Linked DNA regions of Homo sapiens: region 2 is linked to region 1. The links are chromatin loops, found by intact Hi-C in ENCODE. Cell type or tissue: dorsolateral prefrontal cortex. All regions are shown on one strand. Region 1 overlaps GABRQ (gamma-aminobutyric acid type A receptor subunit theta). Region 2 has its middle 14 kb from the start of CETN2.

Region 1 (5,000 bases):
AACCCAACATACCATACTGCGCCACTGAACATGCACACATGCGCGTGCGCACACACACACACACACACACACACAAACACACACATTTGCAGGGGCTGACGTTCCCTGGGCAATGCGTCAAAGATTTGAAGAGTCACAGTGATGCCGGGGCCTGTTCTGATTCGCAAGCCCTGTTGGGGAAGGAGCCCTGTTGAAGGTCTAGGTGAATTGGGTGAGCGTGTCAGAGATCTCTGGAAAAGCCAGCTCTCCACAGAGCTGGGCTGAGTCCACTTACCTATGCTCACCCAAGACACCTCCAGGGTGGAAGCACATGCTCAGCAAGAGATATACCTGCTCCCAGAATAGATGTCTTTCCGATGAGAGCTCTGAGCCCCAAGAATCTGAAATGGTTTGGTTGGATGAGGGTCGTAAATCTCAGCTACACCAGCAAGGCTCTCTCTGTGTGTCTTATGCCATATGCCAAGTCTGGAAAACAGAGTTGTGCAGAAACAAGGTTGACATAAAAGTGACTAAAAAATGCCCAGCCCTAGCCCAGGTAAGGGGAAATGAAACTTTGAGCTCATCTTACTAGGGCACTGAGAGCAAAAGATGACTTTTCCTGGGGCAATCAGGTGCCCCTGGCAGGAGGACCCCCACCAACCTAGAAAACAGCGTCGAGGCTGATTGCAAGATGGGGCTCTTGAAGGGGCTGAAGTAATGCATTTTTCTGAGGGCTTTCATCTGCCCACTCTTCTTCGTCTCCCCTTCTCCTACCGCCTCCTCTCGTCAACCCCTACAAGTCCTGCCTGGTAACAGGGATCCAGTCTCTGAGCCCCACCCTCTGGATTAAAGCTGGGAAGGTGGGGGGGGGAGGAAAGAGGAGTCTGCGTCACCGCTGCGCTTCTGGCTGACTCACCATGGGGAGGGAGGGGAGCAGGGAGAGAGAGTGTGTACACGTATGACTGGACATGTCTGCGTATGTGCTGGAGAAGAGAAGGCCCTAGCAAGGCAACCACTGGCAAGCGGGCCCCAAGTCAACCGGCATTTACTTATGACTTCTCTGTTTCAGCAAAAATTGTGCAAATGAAGCTGTGGTTCAAAAGATTTTGGACAGGGTGCTGTCAAGATACGATGTCCGCCTGAGACCGAATTTTGGAGGTAAGGCATATCCAGACACTAGAGAACTTGGGTTAGGTGTCCTAGAGCTGAGACACAGCAAGCCAGCCCTGCCCTGTAAGCTGACCAGTGGTATCCTGCGGGCTCTACACCTGTGCCTCTCCAGATCCCACCTTCCTGACTCTGCAGAGACCAGCAAGGAAGCACCCCCAGGCCTTCTGCACCCTGTAATATCTCTCACTTCTCTGCCTTCAGATGCACGAGAGCCTTCTCCCTCCTCCACACTCCCCTTACAAAGGTGTGGCTGGCAAAGAGCTAAGCACAGAAATGGGTGTACAGGATGCGGCGCGCTGTGTTCCTCAGGCTAGAGTTTTCTGCTCCAGCTCCTGGGAGGACACATATTCTTCTACTTGAGCACATTCTTCACACCCTGGGCACTTGTCCCATTCAGCTAGTTCCAAACTGAGAGCACGGTCTTTTCTGTCTAGTGTACTTAACCCACCGAGGCCCTGGGCACTTCCACCTCAGCTCCCTCATTCTCAGTTTATATAAGACACCGCAGTCAGTGTGGTCTTTCTAAACCCAGCCGGATCACCTCAGGAACTTTTAATGGTTTTATCTAACTGCCAAATAAAATCCAAACTCCTCAGCCTAGTCCTCAGATCTCTGCTGCTGAGATTAGAAACGACAAAGAAGCTGACACACAAACCCCCAGGAAAATCATACATCAGTTCCTCCCCCATTTTTGTAATTAGCCTCCCATTTAAAAAGGGCGACTAGCCTGGACCACACAGCTTTAAGTGACAGGCAACCTACCCTGACCCGGCGTAGCAAACGCAGCATTCTCTAGCCCAGGGGACACCTAGGAAACCTAGATCAAGGGCAAACAAAAGAAACAGTCCATTAAAAAAGAGGTTAGTTACATTCCAGCTCAAAGGAAGCTCCCACTCCAAAGGGTTAATGAAAGCTAATGATCTGCATTTATGCATATGAATAGAGGTCTTCCAAATACACTCTGGCTCCACCCCAAGAAAACACAGCTGAGAGGATTCGGCCCTTGCGGTAGACCAGTTTGGCCTGGGGAGCGCCACCTTGAAAAGCAAGGTGGTAGTCCTGGGCCCTAAGCTTTGGAGGTGGGACCCTGAACTGGTGCTTCCCCTTAGCTCCCTTGCTCCCTCCGAAGTGTGAGAGCAGAAGGCACAGCCCAAGGGATTAAAGCTGAGAGCATACTGGGAAGCCAGGGTAGACAGGCCAGAAGGCAGGCTCTTTCATTGCAAAACAGCAGCGTGTCTTCTGGGTGGATCCCCAAGGGATAAAGGTCTGGCCATATGGGAATCCAGGTGTTAGAGTACAGGCAGCACGTCCTTGTATGGCAGCGACTTTGGAATCTTTTGGATCAGTTGCACCAAGCACCAATGGGTGACGTGGGAGTAGCTACTTCGTTTTTTTGTCTTGCCTTTCTCACGTTTCTCAGCAGAGACTGACCAACAACCATTTGAGTACACCAATCACCTTCTCCCCACTGTTTCAGGGCCAGGTTGACATCTCTGCAGGCATCCAGGACCGGGGGAGGGAGCAGGGGCAAGAATCAATCTCTGGGGAGGGTTACCCTAAGCTTTGTGGACGTGCACACCTGCAGCGTGTGAGAAAAGCTGGATCCCTGGCTTGATTTAGCCAAACCGATGAAGGTAGGAGGGCAAGGACAACTCAGGACCTTCTAGCATTTAAACAGAAGGGGGCACCACAGGCTCTAGGTCTGAGGCTGTTGCATGGTGCGTGTGGGAAGAGAGACCAGTTGATGGGATAGCTGGGCCAAGGCAGTCAGCGCCTGGGGACTCCAGGACTCCCCCACTAGACACAGCGTCAAATTCCCCTCTGTGTGAGAGGTGGAGTAGAGTTTCAGGGCATACTTCCCCTCACTTCCCCACACATCCTCCACATGCAGAGGCCTCACTTAACTGTGGCCCAGTTCAAACAGGAGCCTTATTCCTTCCTTGCATACGGGGGACAGTGAGAAGAGGAGGAGGATGAAAAGGAGGAGGAGGATCCAGAGAAAATTAACAAAGCCAATTCCTTCTAGGCAAGAGAACTGGGACTCTGCATTGTGGCAAAAGGCCGCCCTTGAGGGCCTCACCTAGCTTAGCACCTGGCATGATTTAGGCACCCGATATTGTGAAGGAATGAAGGAGATATTTTCATTCCTTCATTCATCTGCTAGATAGGAAGTACAGTTGAGGCAGGAAAGGTTCCAGGAGAAAGGGAGGTGATTACCCCTACCACTTTGCCTGCCTTCCTGAGGGGGCAGGGTGGGACAGTGATGGGCTGGGGCCACCATCCTAGACATGGTATTTGGACTCCTTATCAGGACGTTTCTCATCCCCTCCCCACCCCCATTATCTGTTTAGGGATATGGGATTCCTCATCTAAATTCTCATCCTGACAACTACTAGCACAAAGGGGATAAATTAGAAGAATGTCCCCTTCCTCTGAGCTGCATCCCTGTGCCAGGACTCATGGCTTGGTGAGGGGAATGTGAACTGCATTTCAGCTCCCACTTTCCCTTCAACTAGGAGTCCTTGGACAGGTTTCTGGCCTAGCCCTTCGGGGTCGCCAGCATTCCACCATAAGGAAAGGAGTTGCCTGAATCATGCGGAATGGTCTAGAGAAGTCTAACACTGAGGTGTAGCTGGCTGGCCCCTCTGGAGCTTGTTGCCTGCCTAACACAGCTTCCCTTCTCTAAAGGCATGTGGGGAGCCCGAAAGGCGGCCATCAAGAACTGTGTTTCTTGGAACTCCTGTCACCACGTAACACTTTTCTGGGGCTTCTTCACAACAGGCCTGGATGCTGGAGTCTGGGCTGTACCCCAACACAGAGGCTCATTTACTTCACGGCTGCCATTCAGATGCTTATTCCCAATAGAGCTTTCCTTTGTGAAGCTTTGGGCTTGGAATAACACATTTCTCTCTTTGCAGCTCAGCTTCTGGGCAATCAGCCTGCAGTAAAACCAGCAGGCTGAATTGCAGGCGTCATGCATGTTTCCCTAGCAGCAGTGTGATGTAATACATGGAGACTAAGGGCTTTGCTGTGGGACTGGCTGTAGAAAGCTTTGAGATGAGGAGCGAACGATAAAAACGGATTTGCCCACAGTGCCTTACAGTGTAGTGTACTACATATTTTCACATCCATGAACACATTTGAGTACTGCAAGTGGACAGTGCTAACACCTGGGTGTGAACAAAAGCTAGGAGGCAGAAGTGCACTAACACAAACATTCACACACTGTCACACTCACACATTAACACACACAATTACCCTCTCCTGTGCACTCACCCCCTCACATGAACATGCTCACAATTTCATTCTCACACATAGACACACCCACTGAGCATGATCACACATTCACTTAGTCTCACACATTAGCATGCTCACATACACCAAACACACTCACAAGTCCACATCCACACATGCACATATGCACGCGTTCACTCAAACTCAAACATGCTCACACACACATGCAAATTTATTCACTTTAACACACATGCACATTCACTCACACAAACATGCTCACACATCCAAACACCTTCACGAATTTATTCACACACTTTAACATGCTCACACGTGCAAACATGCTCACACATTTACTACACACGTTATATACGAGACCACGCTCAAATTCACTCACACATTAACACACATACCCACAAACACGCTCCCACATCTACATACACATATGAATATACTCACATTCACCCACACACAAATAGGCCCACATACACAAACACACTCACAAATTCACTCAAAAACGACACATATTAACATCCTCACACACAAACACATGCTCACACATACACACATAAACATAACCACACTTTCACTTATGCATGGGCGTGCTCACATACATGAAA
Region 2 (5,000 bases), 180 kb after region 1:
AAAAAAATGCCAGTGGAGATCTCTGAGTGCCTAGGGGCCCCTGGAACTACTGGACAAGAGGAAGCTGGATGTCTAATACCCTGAATAAAACAGAGCCCGGCCTCCACCCCAACCCACCCCCACTGACTTTGAACATGAGTGAAAAATAATCCTTTATTGAGTCAGCTCACTGAAATACAGAAATTGTTTGATGAAGCAATTAACCTGGCCCAACTAATACACTATCTCTATGCTAATGACAACCAAATATTTGCATTATGGGCCTGTTCTTCTAATTATGCATCAAATGATTGACAATGCAGCCCAAACTGATGGGACAGATAGTTTTTTTTTAATAGATTACTAGGAAGTCACAGATATTCATGCATACATTCATTCATTCAATAAATGTTTATCGAGTGCCTACAGGCACCAGATACCGTGCTAGAAACTAAGGTTGCAATGATGAGCAAAGATAAAACCAGTCCATTCACTCACAAAGTTTACTGTGAGCCTGATGACAGCTGATTCTCATGTCTCATTATATTCCAGCTGCGAGAAACTTCTGTAGCATTTGCTGCTTCATGCAAGCCCGCTACCCATAAAACTGAGGCTTCCCCTCTCTAGATCCTGGAATCCACTGTTCTCTCCTCTATGAAAGGGTGCAACTGGATATAATAGTATAACACCCCTTTCTCTTAAGTATTTTGTCAGTTTTTTATTGTAGTAAAATATATATAACACAATCTTTTTCAATGTAACAATTTGTTGCTAATTCAGTGGCATTAAATATATTTACAATGTTGTGTAACTTTTACCACTATCTATACCCCAAAATTGTCACTATCAACAAAAACTCCATGCCCATTCAACAGTAACTCCTCTTTCCCCTTCACCTGAGCCTCCAGTGACCTCTATTCTACTTTCTGTCTCTAAAATTGGCCTATTCTAGGTACCTCATATAAGTGGAATCATATAATATTTGTCCTCTGTGTCTGGTTTTTATCAGGAAGCGTAGTTTTTAATAGTACATCCACGTTATAGCATGTATGAGAGTTTCATCCCTTTTCGTGGCTCAATAATATTCCATTGTATGGCTAGACCATATCTTGTTTATCCACTCATCTGTTGGGATGCACTTGGGTTTCTACTTTTGGCTATAATGAATAATGTTGCTATGAACATTGGTGTATAAATATCTTTTCAAGTCCCTGTTTTCAATTCTTTTGCATCTATATCTTGAAGTGTGATTGCTAGGTCATATCATAATTCTATGCTTAACCGTCTGAGGAACTGCCACACTGTTTCCCAAGGTGGCTGCACCATTTTACATTCCCATCAGCAATAAATCCAGGTTCCAGTTATTCCACATACTTGCCAACACTTGTTATTTTCCTTATTTTTTTATTATAGCCGTCCTAGCGTGTCCTAGCATGTGTGAAGCTGTATCTAAGAACAGTTTTAAGTATAAATGTTATATATGAATACAATTTTGTTCTGACAAATTCAAACCCAGAATAGAATTTAAAAATCCACTTCACTGTAGCCACGTCCAACCTCCTTCCCCTCTCCAGAGAAAATCACTGTTAAAAATTTGGTATGCATCTTTCCTGATCTTGTTCTCTGCATTTGTGTTCTTTTTTTTTCATATATGGATTTTTTTTTATGGCAGAATTTTTATATATTTATAAATCAGTTGGGAAAAGGTAAACTATTCAATAAGTGATGCTGGAACAAATGAGTCTCCATATGGGTTCAGAAGGAAAATTTTGCCACCCACCAAAAAATTAAGATGAAATAGACACGAAACATGGAAAACAAAACTATAAAACTTACAGAAGAAAACACAGGAAAATATCTTCATTATACGTGGGCAAACACAGATTTCTTTTTTTTTAAATTTTATTTTTCCATAAGTTATTGGGGTGCAGGTGGTATTTGGTTACATGAGTAAGTTCTTTAGTGGAGATTTGTGAGAACCTGGTGGACCCATCACCCAAGCAGTATACGCTGCACCATATTTGTTGTCTTTTATCCCTTGACCCCCCTCCCACTCATCCCCCCAAGTCCCCAAAGTCCATTGTATCATTCTGCTTTTTGTTTTGTGTTGTTTTGCATTTGTATTCTTATGTGTGCGTGAATGCAAGATTATGCGTAATGGAAACATAGCCATTCTGTCACTGTCAGTTTTCTTCCTTCTTTCCAACTGTTCCACTGTTGTTGTTGTTTTTTTCTGTTAGAGAAGTTCCACTTCGAAAATTTTGCCCTTTAGCTTGTACTGCTGGTTATAACGTGGTCTTTGATTTCCAGGAAGAGTATGCTGTGTTGGCTGAAGTCACTAGCAGAAGAACTTTGGTGTCTGCCTCATGTAGAATGCATTGCCTAGGTCGTCTCAGGCCTGATCTGAGCTGAACTTCTCCTATCACATATGCCAACAACTCTTTATGCTTCTCTCTTTCTCTGAAATTACCTTCTTTTGTCTGGAAAAAAAAGGAATGAGGAAGATTTTTCACCCCTTCAGAGAAAACAACTATCCAACAGGACGAACGTGGGAAACAGCCAGTGTTTGGTGAGAGATCGCCCTCTGCTGCCTGTGTTAATCAGGGTTCTCCAGAGCAGCAGCCAATAGGAAAGATAGATACATTTGTAAGGAGTAACATAATACATATAAATATACATATTTAAACATATATATTTAGATTATAAATATAAATCTATGTCTATATTATATATAAATATATACAAGTTGGTTATAAGGAACTGACTAACACTGTTATGGAGGCTGGCAAGTTTCCAGATCTGCAGGGTGAGTTGGCAAGCTGGAGATCCAGGAGAGCTGATAATGTAGTTCCAGTCAGAGTTCGAAGGCCTGAGACCCAGGAGAGCTGATGACATAGTTCCAGTCCAAAGCCCAGCAGGCTCAAGACTCAAGAGAAGCCGATGCTGCAGTTTGAGTCCAAAGGCAGGAAAAAGCCAATGTCCCAGTTTGAAGGCCTTCAAGCAGGAGGGATTCTCTCTTACTTGGGGGAGAGTTGGCCTTTTTTTTCTATTCAGGCCTTTAACTACCTGGATGAGGCCCACCCACATAATGGGTGGCAATCTTTACCCAGTCTCCTAACTCAAATGCTAATCTCATCCAGAAACACCCTCACAGACACACCGGGAATGACGTCTGACCAAATGTCTGGGCACTCCGTGGCCCAGTCCAGTTGACACATAAAATTAACCATCACACTAGCCATATGGGCCTTTTAGGGAGCCTGAACCCATAGCAGGAAGCTCTGGTGCCTTGAGCAATTGTCCGGATGGGCATTATAGGCAGTTAAAATTCTAAGCAAGAAAGATTAAGAAAAAAACAAAAGCGTGTAGGCCAAACTGGAGAGAAAGAGAGTGCAGTGGCAATGCTATTCGGGTTTCTTTCCTGCTCAGAACCCCGTGATGACTCCTCATCCCCCATAGAACATACCCTTACCTTATGGGGTTTGTGAGGCCTGACTCACTGCCTGCCTCCTGCTGCCACCACACATGCTTCTTCACTGTTCCTCACTTGTGCCAAGCCTGTTGCTGTTTCAGGGCCTTTGCACTTGCTGTTCCATCTGCCTGGGCACTCTTTCCCAGATCCTTACAGGGCTTCATGGCAAGGCCTTCCCTGACCACCCTCCCCAAAATAGCACCCCCTCCATCCATTTCCGCCTCCTTACCCCCCTTTATTTGTTTGAGCTTGTTTCCTGTCTTCTTCACTAAAATGTAAATTCCACGAGGCCAGGGACTTTATTTTTTTTCTCTGCAAGGCCTGGATCGGAATAGGTGCTAAGTATTTGCTGAGTGAGTGGATAAATGAATAAATGAATAAATGCAAAAGATAGAAGGAGGGGACAGATCTAGTGATGGATAAAAAGCACATACGAAATGGTGTGGATCCTAACGAATAATTAATCTGGGGAAAGCTAAAGCTGAAAATGAATTGAGGCTTTAAGAAAATGCTGAAGACAGATAAGTAAAATGCCTTTTAGTCAGTGTAAGGAAGTGTGAGAGCAATTTCTTGGAAGAAAATAAATCCTCTTTTGTTGGCATTTTTCCTTCCAGAAGATTGATCTTCAAGCTAAAGAAAAGTTGGAGGAGAGGGAGGAGAGAGAGCGGGAAATCCAGACAGCTGGTGAAGTTGCTAGATCCCAGAGGCTCCAAGGAGCGATTGATTGCAGGGGATGTCTAGATAGTGACAGAGAAAGCGTCATAGAGATCCCCAGGCCCCAGAGCAGCAAGGAAGCAGCAGCCTCATGCCCTCAGGCATGGCATAAAAATAATGCTAGAGCTGCCTCACTGAAAAAAATCCCGAAGGGCCAGGAAGCAGGCTGAACTCAGCCAATGTCTGTATGGACAGAGGATCTCTAAACCAGCCCCCACCCCCAAACACACACACACACACACACACACACACACACACACACACACACACAGAGCTATGGCACAATGCTATGGGTTTGCATATTTTTCTCCATGCCCCCCAGAATGATGTCCAAATCTAGAGCAGTGGGTGTGAATCTTGGCTCGTGAACTCTTTGAACAAATCTGATGAAAATTGCCACATGTGCATTATTTCAGGGAATTTAAGGAAATTTCAGGAATTCTCCTCCAGGCGATTCATGGACACCTGAAATCCAAGTGCCCCAGGTTAGAAACTCCTGTTCTAAGGGTATATTCCTCAATTGCAGCACTTGGATTAATGATGTAACTCCTTAACCCTAGAGTTGAAGATTGCAGCCAAATTCTTAGTGTATTCATTCAACAAATATGTATTGATTGACTGTCATGTAGCTTATTTAATCCTCACAACTGCCCTTGAAGTAGATTATATTAATACCACCCTCACTCTTGACAGATGAAACAAACGAGGTACTGGGGCTTTGGGTAACTTGCTACAGGTCACTCATTTTGCACTAGTCACTAGTAGGAGCAGAGCCAGTGGTGGAACCCCAGAAATTCAGCTTTAGAGACATTTTACTGCTACCCCACGATGCCTC

The links. Hi-C counts contacts between places; a loop is a spot of excess contacts. Peaks named below come from ENCODE experiments on the same cell type or tissue, not always from the same donor. Only the 100,000 strongest peaks of a DNase experiment are listed, where the experiment ranks them.
Region 2: a loop joins it to region 1, with 13 times the contacts of the local background. A loop is called at or near these places in 38 of 110 quality-filtered maps.

The regions. Positions count from the first base shown.
Region 1 is chrX:152,639,330-152,644,329 of GRCh38, forward strand. It overlaps GABRQ (gamma-aminobutyric acid type A receptor subunit theta), which reads left to right. Exons shown (of 9, transcript NM_018558.4): 2 at 1,049-1,137. MAGEA3-DT (MAGEA3 divergent transcript) reads right to left here. Exons shown (of 5, transcript XR_938525.3): 3 at 275-465. Among named protein-coding and RNA genes, the nearest start is that of GABRQ, 3.9 kb to the left of the region's middle. In dorsolateral prefrontal cortex, a CTCF peak has its summit at 2,824 (motif pointing right); DNase peaks (open chromatin) are centred at 2,862 and 4,016; H3K27ac peaks cover 1,577 bases; H3K27me3 peaks cover 3,791 bases.
Region 2 is chrX:152,814,731-152,819,730 of GRCh38, forward strand. No RefSeq gene overlaps it. Among named protein-coding and RNA genes, the nearest start is that of CETN2, 14 kb to the right of the region's middle. RefSeq lists an enhancer at 4,464-5,000. In dorsolateral prefrontal cortex, a CTCF peak has its summit at 2,562 (motif pointing left); a DNase peak (open chromatin) is centred at 2,561; H3K27me3 peaks cover 2,972 bases.